Regions from separate parts of the Homo sapiens genome. Here region 2 is linked to region 1. A link is an interaction called in ENCODE POLR2A ChIA-PET data of the cell type or tissue named here. Cell type or tissue: PC-9. All regions are shown on one strand. Each heading gives the region's core, and the rest is flanking DNA. Links, peaks and the distances in the headings are about the cores only.

Region 1 (7,776 bases), core at 1,585-6,584:
CAGGCCAGTAAGAGGACAGGCCAGGCGTGGTGGCTCACGCCTGTAATACCAGCACTTTGGGAGGCCGAGGCAGGCAGATCACCTGAGGTCAGGAGTTTGAAACCAGCCTGACCAACATGGAGAAACCCTGTCTCTACTAAAAATACAAAAAATTAGCTGGGCGTGATGGCTCATGCCTGTAGTCCCAGCTACTCGGGAGGCTGAGGCAGACGAATTGCTTGAACCCGGGAGGTGGAGGTTGCAGTGAGCCAAGATCGCACCATTGCACTCTAGCCTGGGCAATAAGAGCAAAATTCCATCTCAAAAAAAAAAAAAAAAGAGGACTGAGTCCGTACAGAATCAGCCTGCTTAGGTTCAAGTCTTGGTTGTACCACATACCTAGCTGTGTTGCCTGAGTTTCCTCATTTATAAAACAGGAACGGGCAGGCACAGTGACTCATGCCTGTAGTCCCAGCACTTTGGGAGGCAGAGGCAGGCGGATCACGAGGTCAGGAGATCGAGACCACCCTGGCCAACATGGTGAAATGCCATCTCTACTAAAAATACAAAAAAAGTCGCTGGGTGTGCCACACCCCTGTGGTACCAGCTACTCTGGAGGCTGAGGTAGTAAAATCACTTGAACCCAGAGGCAGAGGTTGCAGTGAGCCAAGATCGCACCACTGCACTCCAGCCTGGTGACACAGTGAGACTCTGTCTCAAGAAAAAAAAAAAAAGAAAAAAAAAACAGGAACAGTAATAGTAATTCACAAGATTTGCTGTATAGATTAAGAGTTAATACACGTAAAGGGTTCTGAATGGTACCTGGCATATAGTAAATGCTCAGTAAACATCAGTTATTGCTGCTGTCATCATCATCATCATCATCATCATCATCATCATCATCACCATCACCATCATTAAAGACTACCTCAGTGTCCACATGGGTAACTCATTTAACACGTTCTTTGAGCTTGCTGGGTTCTTTGAGCTCCTTGCCTCCAATAAACTTCTTCTCCACTCTACCCCAGCAACCCTCTTCCACAGCTCACCCTAGATTCTGCCATCAGAACTTTACCACCTCCAAAATCTTAAATTCAAATATTACATACTCTGACCACCGCCTCCTATCCTTCCAGCACTCACAATTACCCATTCCTCTGACATCTGCTTCCCATCATGGTAACCACTAAATGCCAAACTTGTCTACTTCTGTAGCGCCTTGCTATCTTTGCCTCTTTTTATACTTTCTCATACTATCTCTCATCACTCTTTTTACAACAACCTCGATTTCCATACCTCATTTTCCTTCTGTACAAACTACCTAGCAAAGTTCCTATCTTGGATGAATCAAATTATCAGGCTTTTCTTGACAGAGTTGCTGAGAGCTACTGAGGAGAATCACACAACTTAAAGATCAGTACCACTGTTATAAATGCATGATCTCCATCTTCAAGGCTACCCAGCAATATTTCTATTTTCTTACCTAGTTTGCCATCTTCTATCCTTCACGATGGCTATTTTAGACCTTTACCCCACTCTCTAAACCTCTGATTTTCCTGTCTATTACCCACTCCCCCCAATCCCATCTACCTCTACCTCTGTTTCTACTATCCATAAATGATCTATCACACTTAAGAAAAAACAAGAAAGAGATGAGAACTACAACAATTTCCTTCTACCCAGTATATAAACCCACCCTAGCTGTGTCCTACCCAATCCTTTCTCTCTGTCACAATGAAGGAAGTATCCTGCTTAAGACTAATACTGTACTCTGTGCTCAGTATTCTAACCTTCCTGCCCTATAAGGCAGTGGTTCTGGTCCCTGGGCAGCAGCATTGGCACACTCCAGGAACTTTCTGGAAATGCAAATTCTCAGAACATACTCCAGACCTACCGAGTCAGAAACTATGGAGTTGGGGCCCGGCAATCTTTTTTATTTCCATCTCTTCAGAGCAAGAAACAAAGACCAATTTATTTTTAACAAGGCCTTCAAGTGAGTCTGATGCATGCTAAAGTTTGAGAACCACAGCTCTAAGGGATTATTCATTATTTATCCCTTTTCCTGTCTTTAATCTCCTTTTTTAGTACAATGGTTCTCTTGCCTGAAAAGCCTCCTATTTTACCAGGCCATATACAGTTGGCCCTTAAACAACACAGGCTTGAACTGCGCAGGTTCATTTATATGTGAATTTTCTCGTGCCTCTGCCGCCTGAGACAGCAAGACCAACTACTCCTCTTCCTCAGCCTACTCAACGTGAAGACAATAAGGATGCCTATAAGATGATCCACTTCCACTTAATGAATACTAAGTATATTTTCCCTTGTGATTTTCTTTTTTTTTTTTTTTTGAGACAGAGTCTTGCTGTGTCGCCCAGGCTGGAGTGCAGTGGTGCAATCTCGGCTCACTGCAACTTCCACCTCCTGGGTTCAAGCGATTCTCATGCCTCAGCCTCCCAAGTAGCTGGGATTACAGGTGTGCACCACCTCACCTCGCTAATTTTTGTATTTTTAGTAGAGGCGGGGTTTCACCATGTTGGCCAGGCTGGTCTTGAACTCCTGACCTCAATTGATACACCTGCCTCAGCCTACCCCAGTGCTGACATTACAGGCATAAGCTGCCGTGCCCAGCCCCTTATGATTTTCTTCCCTTTTTTTTTTTGAGACAGAGTCTTACTCTGTTGCCCAGGCTGGAGTGCAGTGGCGCAATCTTCGCTCACTGCAAGCTCCACCTCCCAGGTTCACGACATTCTCCTCCCTCAGCCTCCCGAGTAGCTGGGACTACAGGCGCCTGCCACCACGCCCGGCTAACTTTTTGTATTTTTAGTAGAGACAAGGTTTCACCGTGTTATCCAGAATGGTCTCGATCTCCTGACCTTGTGATCCGCCCGCCTTGGCCTCCCAAAGTGCTGGGATTACAGGCATAAGCCATCACACCCAGCCAATTTTCTTAACATTTTATCTAGTTTAAGAATACAGTATATAATGCATATGACATACATAATATGTGTTAATCGACTGTTTATCTTATTGGTAAGGCTTCCAGTCAACAGCAGGCTTTTAGTAGCTACATTCTGGGGGATTCTGAAGTTTATGCAAATTTCCAACTGCACAAAGGGTTGACATTCCTAACCCCTACACTGTTCAAGGGTCAACTGTATATTCTCGCCCTTTCCAGTCTACTCACCACATAGCCACTATCTGATTATGTCATTCCCTACTTAAAACTCCCTAATGGTTTCCCACTGATCTTCAGATAAAAACCAGTATTTTAATAAGGCCTCAAGGTTCTGCATACCTCTCAAGACTTCTCTTTCACCACCAGCTCTCTTTCTCCGTTTGCCCAGCAACACCAGTCTCTCCCAATTTCTTGAGCTCGCCATATTCTAGGGCACCTAACACACTTTGAAATTGTTATTTCCTCTGCCTGAAATACTCTTTTTCCCTGTTTCTTTTCCGAATTCCTACTTCAAATATCAGCTTAAACTTTCTTTCTTTAAAGTGGCCTAACCTGACACCTTAGTTTGTATTAGGTGCCTGTTGGATGCTTTCACGGCACTCTGTATTTACCCTCTCATTACCCACATCAAGCTTATAATTATTATAATAATTTAATTATTAGAAATGTAATATTCCTTGCCAGAGTATAAGCCTTGTTAAGGCAGAAATGATATTCATCTTATTTATTGTAATATTCCCAGTATCCAGCTTAGTATAGTACCTCGCAAGTAAATACACAATGACTATGACCGAGCCTTTACATACACTGTGGCTCTGTCCAGAATGTTTTTTTACCACCATTAACCCCACCCCAGTACAATCCTACACATCCTTCAAGAAATGTTAAACATCTCGGAGAAGTCTTACCTGCACATACACACCACTTGCCTGCTGAAGTGAATCACTTCTTGTGTTCTTACTGCATTGTGTACATAAGTATGTTAATGCAATAATTATACACCACTGTAAATACCTATCTTCATGTATCAGTCTCCACTAGATTATAAACTCCCTGAGGGAATGAACCATTCTTATTCACCTTTGTATCTCTAAGGCTTAGAAAAGTGCCTGACATTGACAGTAGGTAGCCATAAATGTTTATGGGCATATTAAATCTAGGATTGTTCTCTAATACTGCACTAAAAAGTTTTTTTCTTAATATTAAATCTGGGTTCCAATTCTAGCTATGCTGCATGATCACTGGCAAACTGTTTAACCTCTCTGGGCCTCAGTTTTCTCACCAGGTAAACAGGGCTAATAATGCCTACTTGGAAATATTGCTATGAAAATTAAACAAAATGATACAGTGCAACAATTAGTACACAGAGCGCTTGGCATGTCATAGCCCACTCTGGCTTCAACTTGATAGAGACAACTAGGACAAAACAAATACAAAAATAAGTCACAGCAATCAAGGAAGACTGAGCAGAGAGTGAGTCATTCCTTTTAATCATTTCCCCAAGGAGATCAACAATGAAGAAACATAATAAGCAGAATAAACTCTACTGGTGGTATCTCCCTTGGCATATACAGCTTGGTGAGAATTCACTCCAGAGACCTCTTGGCTAATGGCCACATCCTGCTCCACAGCCCAGCAGGTCAGATCTTAATCTGTAGTACCAAGCATGGTTAATTCTGACTGGAATAGAAACTACCTCATAAAGAATGTGTTTACAGGCGAGAGATGGAGGAGAACTTGACTGTAACCACATCAATCAACTGTTTTGCAATTTGGCAGAAAATACTGCAGAATGGTTGGTGAATACTAACAGCCATACAACTGTACTTACCTGTAGCCAAGAACCAGCTTAGACTAGATAATGAGCAGCTTTCTGCATTTACCAAAACAATGGTCAGACCTACATAGCATGAACATCTCTAGGGTCAAATTACCCTTTGTACATCTGGGCAGCACCAAAGAAGCTGACACCAAGCAGCTTTATATATACACTCCTCAGCCTATGAGCACTGCCCGCAAGCATCAGCTTCATTGCTCATATATACCAAATGTAAGAGCAGATTTAACCATTTCTCTGCTCCTTATTCATAGCATGCTTACCTCTGCAGAGCCACTGGTAGTCAGACCACCTAATTCGTTGGAGTCATTCACTTTAGAATGCTGTGTCACTATAGGTGTAACTACGTCACTGGGACTACCTCTCTTCTGAAGCTTCCTGATTAAGCTCTGCTGGTCACTGGAAGATACAGCAGGTCTGAGTGCAGCTCTGGGTGGGCTCTGCCTCCAAGATGCCCAGTTCCAACCTAGCCCCAGAAGATGTGGTACATCATCTTCAGGTAGAAAGCCCAAATCATCTGCAGTTTGGAATTTTTTTAAAAACACCAGCATGGAATTGGAGGAGTGTGTCCTAAAAGCCCGGCAGCTCTGGGGCCTGCTGCAGTCTGCCTGAATGCACATCCCTTCTAGCCACCAAAAGACATGGCAGGCAGAGTCCTGGCAGCAGGCAGCCCAACATGACTGGAGAGAGGGGGTTCCTTCAAGAAGCCAGAGGTGATTTTCTCCCCCAGATCTCAGGCCAACTCCAAATTGTGTCTTCCCCTGCTGGCACCTGCTCTCACTGGCATCTAAAAACAAAGAATGAAAACATTTTCAGATGAAATAAAAACAGAGACTACTGCTCCATAAAGAGCCCTGAGAACCAACATTTGAGGTTATTTTGAAGACGAGTTTTTAAGAGGGTGAGAAAGCCATCTAGTGAGTGGAACAAAGGAAGTGAAAGAGAGTGTTTTTTGTCTTCGGATATTTTAGGTTCTAGAAATACTGCTCCACATTCATTAATTGTTCTCCTTCTCAATGAGTTCCTGCCATGGAGACCTTTTACACAGAATGTCACTTCATAAACAGGAAAACAAAAACAAAAACAAAAACAAAAAAAGAGGTATTCTGGTGGAAGCATATGCAGGGAAGTGGCAAGTTGGGAGGAAGAGGGCAGAGTCCCAATACCTGATGACCTCCCACTCACCTCCAAGGTATTTCTCAGGGACAATGTGAGAACTGTGGGACCAGAAGAACAGGTAGCAATGTGAGAACTGTGGGACCAGAAGAACAGTTTCCCCAGCAAACTGGCAGCAACACAGACTGAGTACTCTGAACCTCATGCAGTTAATAGGCACATTCATTCTTTAACCAATCATTTGCCAAAGTCAAATGGTTTTGCATATCATAGTATCAGCCAGAGTGGTAGTCAAGATTACCAAAAATTTTAACCACGAGAGCAATTCTGCTAGAAAGAACTTCCTAATGACAAGTCATGTCATGATAAGAAATAATGGAACCTAAGTACAACAGTGACATGCTATGGGTAACCTAAATAATATGATCCAAAATTCTGGCTAATGTTGCTGATGGATAAACTTTGGACTGTTTTAATTATTTCAGGTATGGCATTGATTTTTCTGAAATAGTATCTCACCTCTGTTTTCTTAGATGAAGTCAAAACTTGTTCTAAATGGAAGTGATTATGTGAGTTCATTTTAAGGTACTGGCTCTATAGGTGTCTATTACCAGCTATTGTCAGGGTTATATAGAAACAGAACTAGGGTGAGGCAAGAGAGGTGCCTCAGGCACAAAATTTAAGGAGGTGCTCACTTTCAGAGTCATTCCAGCAAAGGGTTGGCTCACAGGACCTTCATAGTGAGTGTCTCTTTAAATTCTGTGTTCTGGGCACCTCTCTCCTTACCCTAGTCCTGGCCCTGGGCTTATAACATAAAATATATGTTAGAATTACATAGAAAAAATATGCAATAGAATCAAAACACTGAAGATATGGATAATCATGTCTGCATGTACACACAACTGAAAAGACCTCTAACGAAAGCAACTGACAATCAGCCAAAGCCAATCTGACTCCCACGGAATACTTACTAAATGTCCAACGGACTAAATGTGGAAACTAATCAAAGATAAAAGGAAGGTAAAGGCAAGCTTCTAGAGTATTGAGTCAGGAGCACTATGGAAGCCAGCACTGGCACCAACCTAACACCAGACGAGGCAATTTAGAAGGCCACAGAAAATAGAACTCCCTTAAAAAAAAAGATGAAGAATACCAACTACGAAAAAAAAATCAAGCTACCAACAGATACAGAAATACCCCCTCATTTTTATTTATCCTTCCACACAGGCACCAATAGTAAGAATCTCGGTAACAGCTAACTGAGTGAACAGACTTTGTTGAAATCAAATTGTTTTATCAGTAACTACTATTTTTACCTTTATATCAATTTTCCTTCATTCTTCTCATAACTATTTTCTCATACTTAAGAGGTCAACACAGATGAAAATTATCTGTGCTTTTTTCTAAGCTGATATATTATTTAATTTTTAAAAATGCAATACAACTTCCACTTCTGCTCTTGAAGAAGGAATTGCTATGGGGCTTGCCTTCCCACCATGAATAACTAGAAAACTAGACAAAATATATAAAGCAACTGTTTTTAGACACTGGACAACAGGCAGTGCAGGACTATGATCCCTGAAAGGAAACAAACCAGGTGAGCTCTATGAATCCCTTGGCTTTCTGCTGGAGGCATGCTCCAGACTGTGGCACAGGCAAGAAGAAGGCAAGCATAACAGGGCAGTTGCTAAATTGAGGAGACGGAGTTCAGGGTGACTGGTAGTTAGAATGTTTAAACAAAGTACCAGAAAGGAGGAAGCTACACAGAGAAAGAGCTTCAGAAATCTGAACAGTAGTCACCTTCAGTTTTGGCTGAACACTGATTTACTAAGGTATAGGTTGAAACTGCATGAGGGAAATTAGAAAATATTTTGAACAGAATGAAAAT
Region 2 (7,776 bases), core at 1,345-6,344, 480 kb before region 1:
CACTCCAGCCTGGGTGACAGAGTGAGACCGTGTCTCAAAAAAAAAAAAAAATCCCCAAACCACTATAAGGTTAAGTATTACTGTAACTGCCACTTTACAGATGAGGAAACTGAATGAGAGGTTAAATAGCTTGTCAAAGTCATATTGCTAGTAGGCAATAAAGCTGAAATACTAATCCAGGCAATCTGATTCTAGTCTATGGAATTAATTATTCCACTATCCTGCCTCCCATCCTGCACCTTTATTATACAGGTATATTCAATGGTAAACCATGAGAAAATAACAACAACAAAAATTATTTTAATTCTTTAAAACTCAACTTTAAAAATATGACAGCAAATCTTAGAAACCAAAAGAATATGCTTATACACAGATGAAGTATTAATTTTGAAAAGTGATTTTTCTACTGAAAACAGAGCAATAAAGAGTTTCACTTAATAAGGTGAATCTGCCAGTGGCATAATAAGTACAAAAATAGCAAGTAAAAATATGTAAATCAAAGAGAATGACTTTATAATGAAAATCTGTGCACATAAATTATAAGTGTACTCTGAACCTTACACATGCAAATGAGTGTTATATCGTAACATTTACCGTAGAAAAACCACACCTTCCAACAATAACATAGCTCAAAACATTTTTCTAATTTTTTTAAGATAAAACTTAAGATAAACCCTTAGACTATTTTTTAACTTTTAATTTTATAAATATCATGTTTTAACAGTATGACTTAATTTAATTAGCTAATATATTGGCCTGATTAAGGTATCAAGCAGCCTTTGAAAATTTGTAAAAATCAAATGCATGCTGAAAAGATAAGAATCTGTCTCCTAACCTTATGCTAAAAAGTCACTGACGGGGGTGACTACTTTTAAGAAAACAATAGGCATTTGGATGTATAAGTTGTGTTATGTTCTTTAAAATTATTTAATTTTATTTTGGTATTTGGTATGTTGAAACAATATCTAAAAATAGAAAACTAAGTTTACTCTTTCAGATTAGTTTCATGAGAATGACATAAAAGCATTAATTAGAATGGTATTTTGCAACAAACTAATTTAGAGTATATAAATATTTTAAAATTCCTCTCTCCTGGCCACATGTGATGGCTCACACCAATAGTCCCAGCACTTTAGGAGGCTGAGGCAGGCTAATTGCTTGAGCCCAGGAGTTTGAGACCAGCCTGGGCAACATAGCAAAACCATCTCTACAAAAAAATACAAAAATTAGTCGGGCATGGTGGTATGCGCCTGTGGTCCCAGCTATTTGAAAGGCTGAGGTGGGAGGATCATCTGAGCCCGGGGAGTTCAAGGCTGCAGTGAGCTGTGATCACTCTACCATGGGCAACAAAGAAAAAAAAAAATCCTCTCTCCTCTTTACTTGGAAATTTCCATATAGCAGGATCTACTTTTAAATAGTTTAAGTCAAGACACAAAGCAGATAAACACAGCCAAAGACAAAATAGGGGCCTACAAGTGATATGTTAAGTATACATAGTAATATGTATTATATACACATATATTTATTATATTTATTTATGTTAATTATAAATAATCGCACGATATAATTTTTATTATTAATAATAACAGGATTCCATTTTTTAAGTACTTGCTATGTGCTAGGCCATTTGCTAACACTGTCTCATTAAAGTCCTAGGAAGCAACTATTATTTACTGATGAGAAATGGAGGCTTAGAAAGTTAAACATCTAGCCCGAAGTCACAGAGATAAATGACAGAGCCACAATTTAAAAGCAAGCTCTTACTGTTTTTTGCCTGTAGTGACTATTAACAACACACTGTATTCCTCAAATTACACTACCACAGAAATAGGCAAAATATGCCAAATCCTTCAAATGTACTAAGTCAGGGAAAGATTTATGTGACTTTGTTGCTGTTTTTTCCTCTCTCTGCATCTAAGCATTATTGTAAAGCAACAATGACCCCACAAGGACATTAGAAATAAACACATTTTTGCGACCATGTAGAGTTTTTACTTTTTAAAGAATTAAATAGCTTTTGTATACTATTAAAAGAGTGATATTATTTTATGCTATACCCAATAGCTTTCAAGATAACTGTTAAATAAATTTAAATGGTGGGTGTCTACAATTACAGGATAGTCCTGCAATTCCCACATGTCATTTGTTATTTCTTTCCATAGTAAAATTTAAAGTGATAGAAAACTGGTTTAGGCAATATTCTAACACCAAGTCACTTATTTAATGTTGCAAAACTTTAAAATTGGTGAATTCTTCCATTAACTAAAAAGTTATTTCTACAGATACATGCTGAAGAGATTTAAAGTATCAACAGTATGTTTGAACTAAACAATATACACACTAAAAAAAAGGTAAAGTAAAAAGGGATGTTAAGAATTTTATACTTCGAGCAGTTTGTGCAGGTTTTCTTGGGAGGAGGTGGCAGGCAGGCAGGTGAAGAATGTCTGGTGATGCATCGTGTGGAGCAGAAGAGCTGAGTAGATCCTGTCTTATGATATGCAGTTTGGCCCTTATAAAGCATTTTTTTACAACCAGAACAAAAAACCTTAATAGCAACAGCTGGAACTGAAGGAAGCAACACACTTGGGCCAGATGATGCAAAAGAAAGCTGAAAGCCTGGGTTCAACTGCTGGGCTATCAAAACAAAATAAAAAAAGTTTTAGTATCAATACTAATGCATATACAGTCTCAGTCTCTCTCTCTCTCTCTCTTTTTTCTTTTTCTGAGACACGGTCTCACTGTCACCCAGGCTGGAGTGCAGTGGTGCAATCAAGGCTCACTGAAGCCTCAAACTCCCAGGATTAACCAGTCCTCCCGCCTCAGCCTCTTGAGTAGCTAGGACTACAGGCACATGCCACCACACCCAGCTAATTTTTTTTTAATTTTTAGCAAAGATAAGGTATGTTGCCCAGACTGGTCTCAAACACCTGAGCTCAAGCGATCCTCCTGCCTCAGCCTCCCAAGTTGCTGAGATTACAGGTGTTAGCCACTAAACCCAGCCCAGTCTCTCTTTTTCAGGACAAATTCCCAATCTTGAAATCCAGTTAATGAGGCAATAAGAGCTCTAAAACAGAGGTTTCAATTTTTTTTTAACCATTACTCAACGCAAGAAATACATTTAATATTATAACCCAGTTCTCACATACATATGTTTGTAAACGTGGGGATGTATGTACAATTTAATCACTGAAACAGAAGTTTTATGAAACAATATGTTTCCTTACTACACATATCATATTCTGATATAATCTTACTCTATTTTTTAAAACGCTGCTGAAAACCAGCTACTCACAGTTTGAAAAAACACAGCTCTAAAGAAAGAGAAAGACATACATGAAAAGATGCTTTCCCTCAATTTTAAAAGTCAGAATAAGCAAATTAATTGTAACTAACTTATACAGTTCCATTTCTTACCAATAGGTCTCTCATTAACTGAAGACACACCACCAATTTTCAATTTACTTTCTTGAGTTTTTGGCTGTTGGACACATCCATACTCCTTTAAAAAAAAAAAGAAAAGAGAAAAGAGCAATGAATACAATGTATGTAAGTAAACTAGAAATTCAAGCAAAAAAAAATTATTCTATCCTATTCATCTCCTTTTTTTTTTTTTTTTTTTTTTGAGATGGAGTCTCACTTGGGTGCCCAGGCTGAAGTGCAGTGGCGCGATCTCAGCTCGTTGCAACCTCTGCCTCCCAGGTTCAAGCGATTCTTCTGCCTCAGCCACCCGAGTAGCTGGGACTACAGGTATGTGCTACCACACCCAACTATTTTTTGTATTTTTAGTAGAGACAGGGTTTCACCACATTGGCCAGGCTGGTCTCGAACTCCTGACCTTGTGATCTACCCACCTCAGCCTCCCAAAGTGCTGGGATTACAGGCGTGAGCCACCACACCCGGCCCTATTCATCTCTTAAACAGTCTAATCATAAATACCTTCACAAGCACCTCAAAAGTCAAAATTTACAAGTTATTACACTAATCTTTACAAAGACAATCTTTCAGAATTAGAGAATCTTTTAAAATACTTTTATCTACTTTTCAAATGAAATTTTGATATATGGGAGTAATACATAGCTATTCCAAATGCTGAGCACTACCTATTTTTTAGGTAGTGTGTTTAAAAGGGGGTAATAAATGAAAAAAAAAATTTTTTTTTTTTTTTGACATGGAGTCTCATTCTGTCACCCAGGCTGGAGTTTCATTCTGTCACCCAGGCTGGAGTGCAATGGCGTGATCTTGGCTTACTGCAACCTCCAACACCCAGGTTCAAGCGATTCTCCTGCCTCAGCCTCCCAAGTAGCTGGGAATACAGGCTTGCGCTACCACACCCGGCGAATTTTTGTGTTTTTTTCCAGTAGAGAAGGGGTTTTGCTATGTTAGCCAGGCTGGTCTGGAACTCCTGACCTCAGGTGATCCGCCCACTTTGGCCTCCCAAAGTGCTGGGATTACAGGTGTGAGCCACTGCACCCGGCAAAAAGGAGCAATAAATGAAATTAAATCTGGCTGGGCGTGGTGGCTCACACCTATAGTCCCAGCTACCCAGGAGGCTGAGGCAGGAGAATCACTTGAACCCGGGAGGAGGAGGCTGCAGTAAGCCAAGATTGTGCCACTGCACTCCAGCCTGGGCAACAGAGCGAGCCTCTGCCTCAAAAAAAAAAAGAAAAAGAAAAAAAGAAAAGTTAAATCTGAATGATTTAGAGTTTGGATTTCAATCATTTTAGATTTACAAGCTGCCTTTTCTGTTAATGGCAGAAAAGATACAAGAGTGTCAATGCAATCTGCTCATTATACATAAAATCATCACAGACAAAATCCTATTTATTCTTACCACATTCTTTAAAACGTTTTAAAACAAAATGTAATCATGAAACATTTTTAAAATGTAAATGCCTATCTTTATTCTGAAATTGCAACCATCCTTTTTTTTAATGTTAAAATACCCTTACATATTTCAAAACAGGAAGTTTTTTAAAAAGTCTTACTTTTCTGAATCAATGATGGTAATAAATGGCAGTTGTATTTTTAATCTCTCCACACATAGCAAAATAAATGAGTAGCTATGTTAGTTCCAAAGTTACTTTAGAAATTTCTTTAGACTATTAAATGCCAAAAACTAGGAACCATTGCATTAATTCACCACTTCCCATGATATGTATTATGAGCACCCAAAGAGGTGCTCTCTATAAGATATGCCTTCTTTATAGATGAGGAAAGTGAAGCTAAGAGATGTTCAGCAACTTGCCCAAGGTCACAAAGAGACTACGTGCACAGATGGGAATCAAACCCAGTCTCTCTGTTTTGTTTTTTTTTTCTTTTTGAGACGGAGTCTCGCTCTGTAGCCCAGGCTGGAGTGCAATGGTGCCATCTCGGCTCACTGCAACCTCTCCCTCCCGGGTTCAAGTGATCCTCAGCCTCCTGGGTAGCTGGGATTACAGGCACTCACCACCATGCCCAGCTAATTTTTGTATTTTTAGTAGAGACAGAGTTTCACCATGTTGGTCAGGCTGGTCTTGAACTCCTGACCTCAGGTGACCCACCCACCTCCACCTCCCAAAGTGCTGGGATTACAGGCATGAGCCACCGCACCCAGCCAGTCTCTCTGTTCTAAAACCCAAGATAGCACTGTCATAGATGTGAAAATATAAAGTAATTACTACAATGAATTCAAACTCTGGTCCAACTGAAATTAAGTTCCCCTGTTGCAGTAGTCTCTCCCATCTCCTTTCTCTCACAGCAGTTACCATAGTAAATCATTTCATTGCTTATTTGGATAATTTGATTAATGCTTAACATTCATCCTTCCCCCTACACACACATTAGACTAAAAAGATCACATCCATTATGGACAATACCTGTTTTTCTCACCCCTGTATACCCAATCGCCCAACACAGTCAACATAACAGTAATGACTATAGGTTCTAACAGCAGACAGAAACAGATATGATCTTGACTCCTAAACAAGCTATTTAATCTTTCTTAGTTTCAATTTCTTTATCTGTAAAATAAAGATAATATTACCTAACCCATAGGGCCAACGGGGAGGGAGGGGGCAAATGACTTAATATAAATAAGGTATACAGAATGACATCTTACAGTTAGTCAAAAGCAAGCACGATATGTACACAAAATGCTAGTTCTTTTTTTTTTTCTTTTGAGATGGAGTTTCGCTCTTGTTGCCCAGGCTGGAGTGCAATGGCGGATCTCAGCTCACCACAACCTCCACCTCCAGGGTTCAATCGATTCTCCTCCCTCGGCCTCCCCAGTAGCTGGGATTACAGGCATGCGCCACCACGCCTGGCTAATTTTGTATTTTTAGTAGAGACGGGGTTTCTCCATGTTGGTCAGGCTGGTCTCGAACTCCTGACCTCAGGTGATCTGCCCGCCTTGGCCTCCCAGAGTGCTGGGAGTACAGGCGTGAGCCACTGCACCTGGCCAAAATGCTAGTTCTCATACTTATTTATTAGTTTCATAACTGGCATTTAATAAATACTTGCTAAATGAAGGAATCTAAGTCTATTCAATCCAAAGTGCATGTTCTTAAACATTATACTTAAATAACAATATTTATTGACACTTGCAAAATGAAGAGGACATTAAAAATATTATATACATCTTCAAATTACCAAAATGAGTGTTTAAGATTCAATAAAATTTTTTTTTTTTTTTTGGAGACAGAATCTCGCTCTGTCACCCATGCTGGAATGCAGTGGACGATCTCGGCTCACTACAAGCTCCGCCTCCCAGGTTCACGACATTCTCCTGCCTCAGCCTCCGGAGTAGCTGGGACTACAGGCGCCCACCACCATGCCTGGCTAATTTTTTTGTATTTTTAGTAGAGACGGGGTTTCACCGTGTTAGCCAGGATGGTCTCGATCTCCTGACCTCGTGATCTGCCCGTCTCGGCCTCCCAAAGTGCTGGGATTATAGGCATGAGCCACCGCGCCCGGCCAGATTCAATAAAAATTTCTTTGCCTTATCAACTCAATTTCTAAAATTTTTCTAGTATTTCTGTTATATTTCCCTGACCAGTTTCTTTTACCTCACAAAGTAATTTTTCTAAACCTTCATAGCTCACGAGTCCCAACTCCACATCTTTCCTGCTCATTGATGTTTCAATTGCACCAGGTAAAAACAAGTAACTAAGAACTCCCTCAACATCCCTCAGCCCCCTCCACCTTACCTACAAATTGCTCAGCAAACTGTCCTGCTATCTTACAGGAAAAGGAAACCTTCTTTTTAGCTATAGCTGAAATAGTGCTATTTTAGAATAATTATGTTCCAAGTATTGCAAGCAATACACTTATAGTAAAAATCACCATTGTTTATTTGATAGTCAAATTTAACCTGGCATCCTGTATTTTATCTGGAAGCCCTACATCTCCAAGTAGATAACTTTCTAATCTCAAATCCCAGATTTTTATGTGCAAATGCCTCCTTGTGCAGTTTACCACTTGAATGTCCCACAAGCCCTTTAAACACAACAGACCTCAAACTGCACTTAGTACTTCCTCCAAAATCCTGTTCTAACCCCTCAGTAAATGGTATCACCATAAACCCCAAAACCTGTAAGTATCCTTGGACTCCTCTTTGACCTTCACACCCATAAACAATCTCTAAATTTGATCAATCCTACCTAACCATTTTTAAATCTATTATCTTTTCCCACTTTATTGTTGATACTCAACTATTAAACACACCACATTCTCTCACCCCTCCATGACGTGGCTATTTTCTCTGCTATATTTTCTCTGTCTGAAACTCTTAGTCAATTT

Evidence for each region. ChIA-PET counts read pairs that join two places held together with the same protein. Peaks named below come from ENCODE experiments on the same cell type or tissue, not always from the same donor. Only the 100,000 strongest peaks of a DNase experiment are listed, where the experiment ranks them.
Region 2: POLR2A ChIA-PET joins it to region 1 with 10 read pairs; 2 of 35 experiments call an interaction of 5 or more read pairs at or near these places.

What each region holds. Positions count from the first base shown.
Region 1 is chr1:35,501,577-35,509,352 of GRCh38, forward strand. KIAA0319L (KIAA0319 like) reads right to left here. Exons shown (of 21, transcript NM_024874.5): 3 at 5,036-5,559. Among named protein-coding and RNA genes, the nearest start is that of KIAA0319L, 52 kb to the right of the region's middle. RefSeq lists an enhancer at 5,640-5,689. In PC-9, for the core only: no CTCF peak of the experiment used is centred there; DNase peaks (open chromatin) are centred at 3,925, 4,575, 6,115 and 6,545; H3K27ac peaks cover 2,957 bases.
Region 2 is chr1:35,016,969-35,024,744 of GRCh38, forward strand. ZMYM6 (zinc finger MYM-type containing 6) reads right to left here. Exons shown (of 16, transcript NM_007167.4): 3 at 3,415-3,499; 4 at 2,385-2,634. Among named protein-coding and RNA genes, the nearest start is that of ZMYM6, 11 kb to the right of the region's middle. In PC-9, for the core only: no CTCF peak of the experiment used is centred there; no DNase peak of the experiment used is centred there.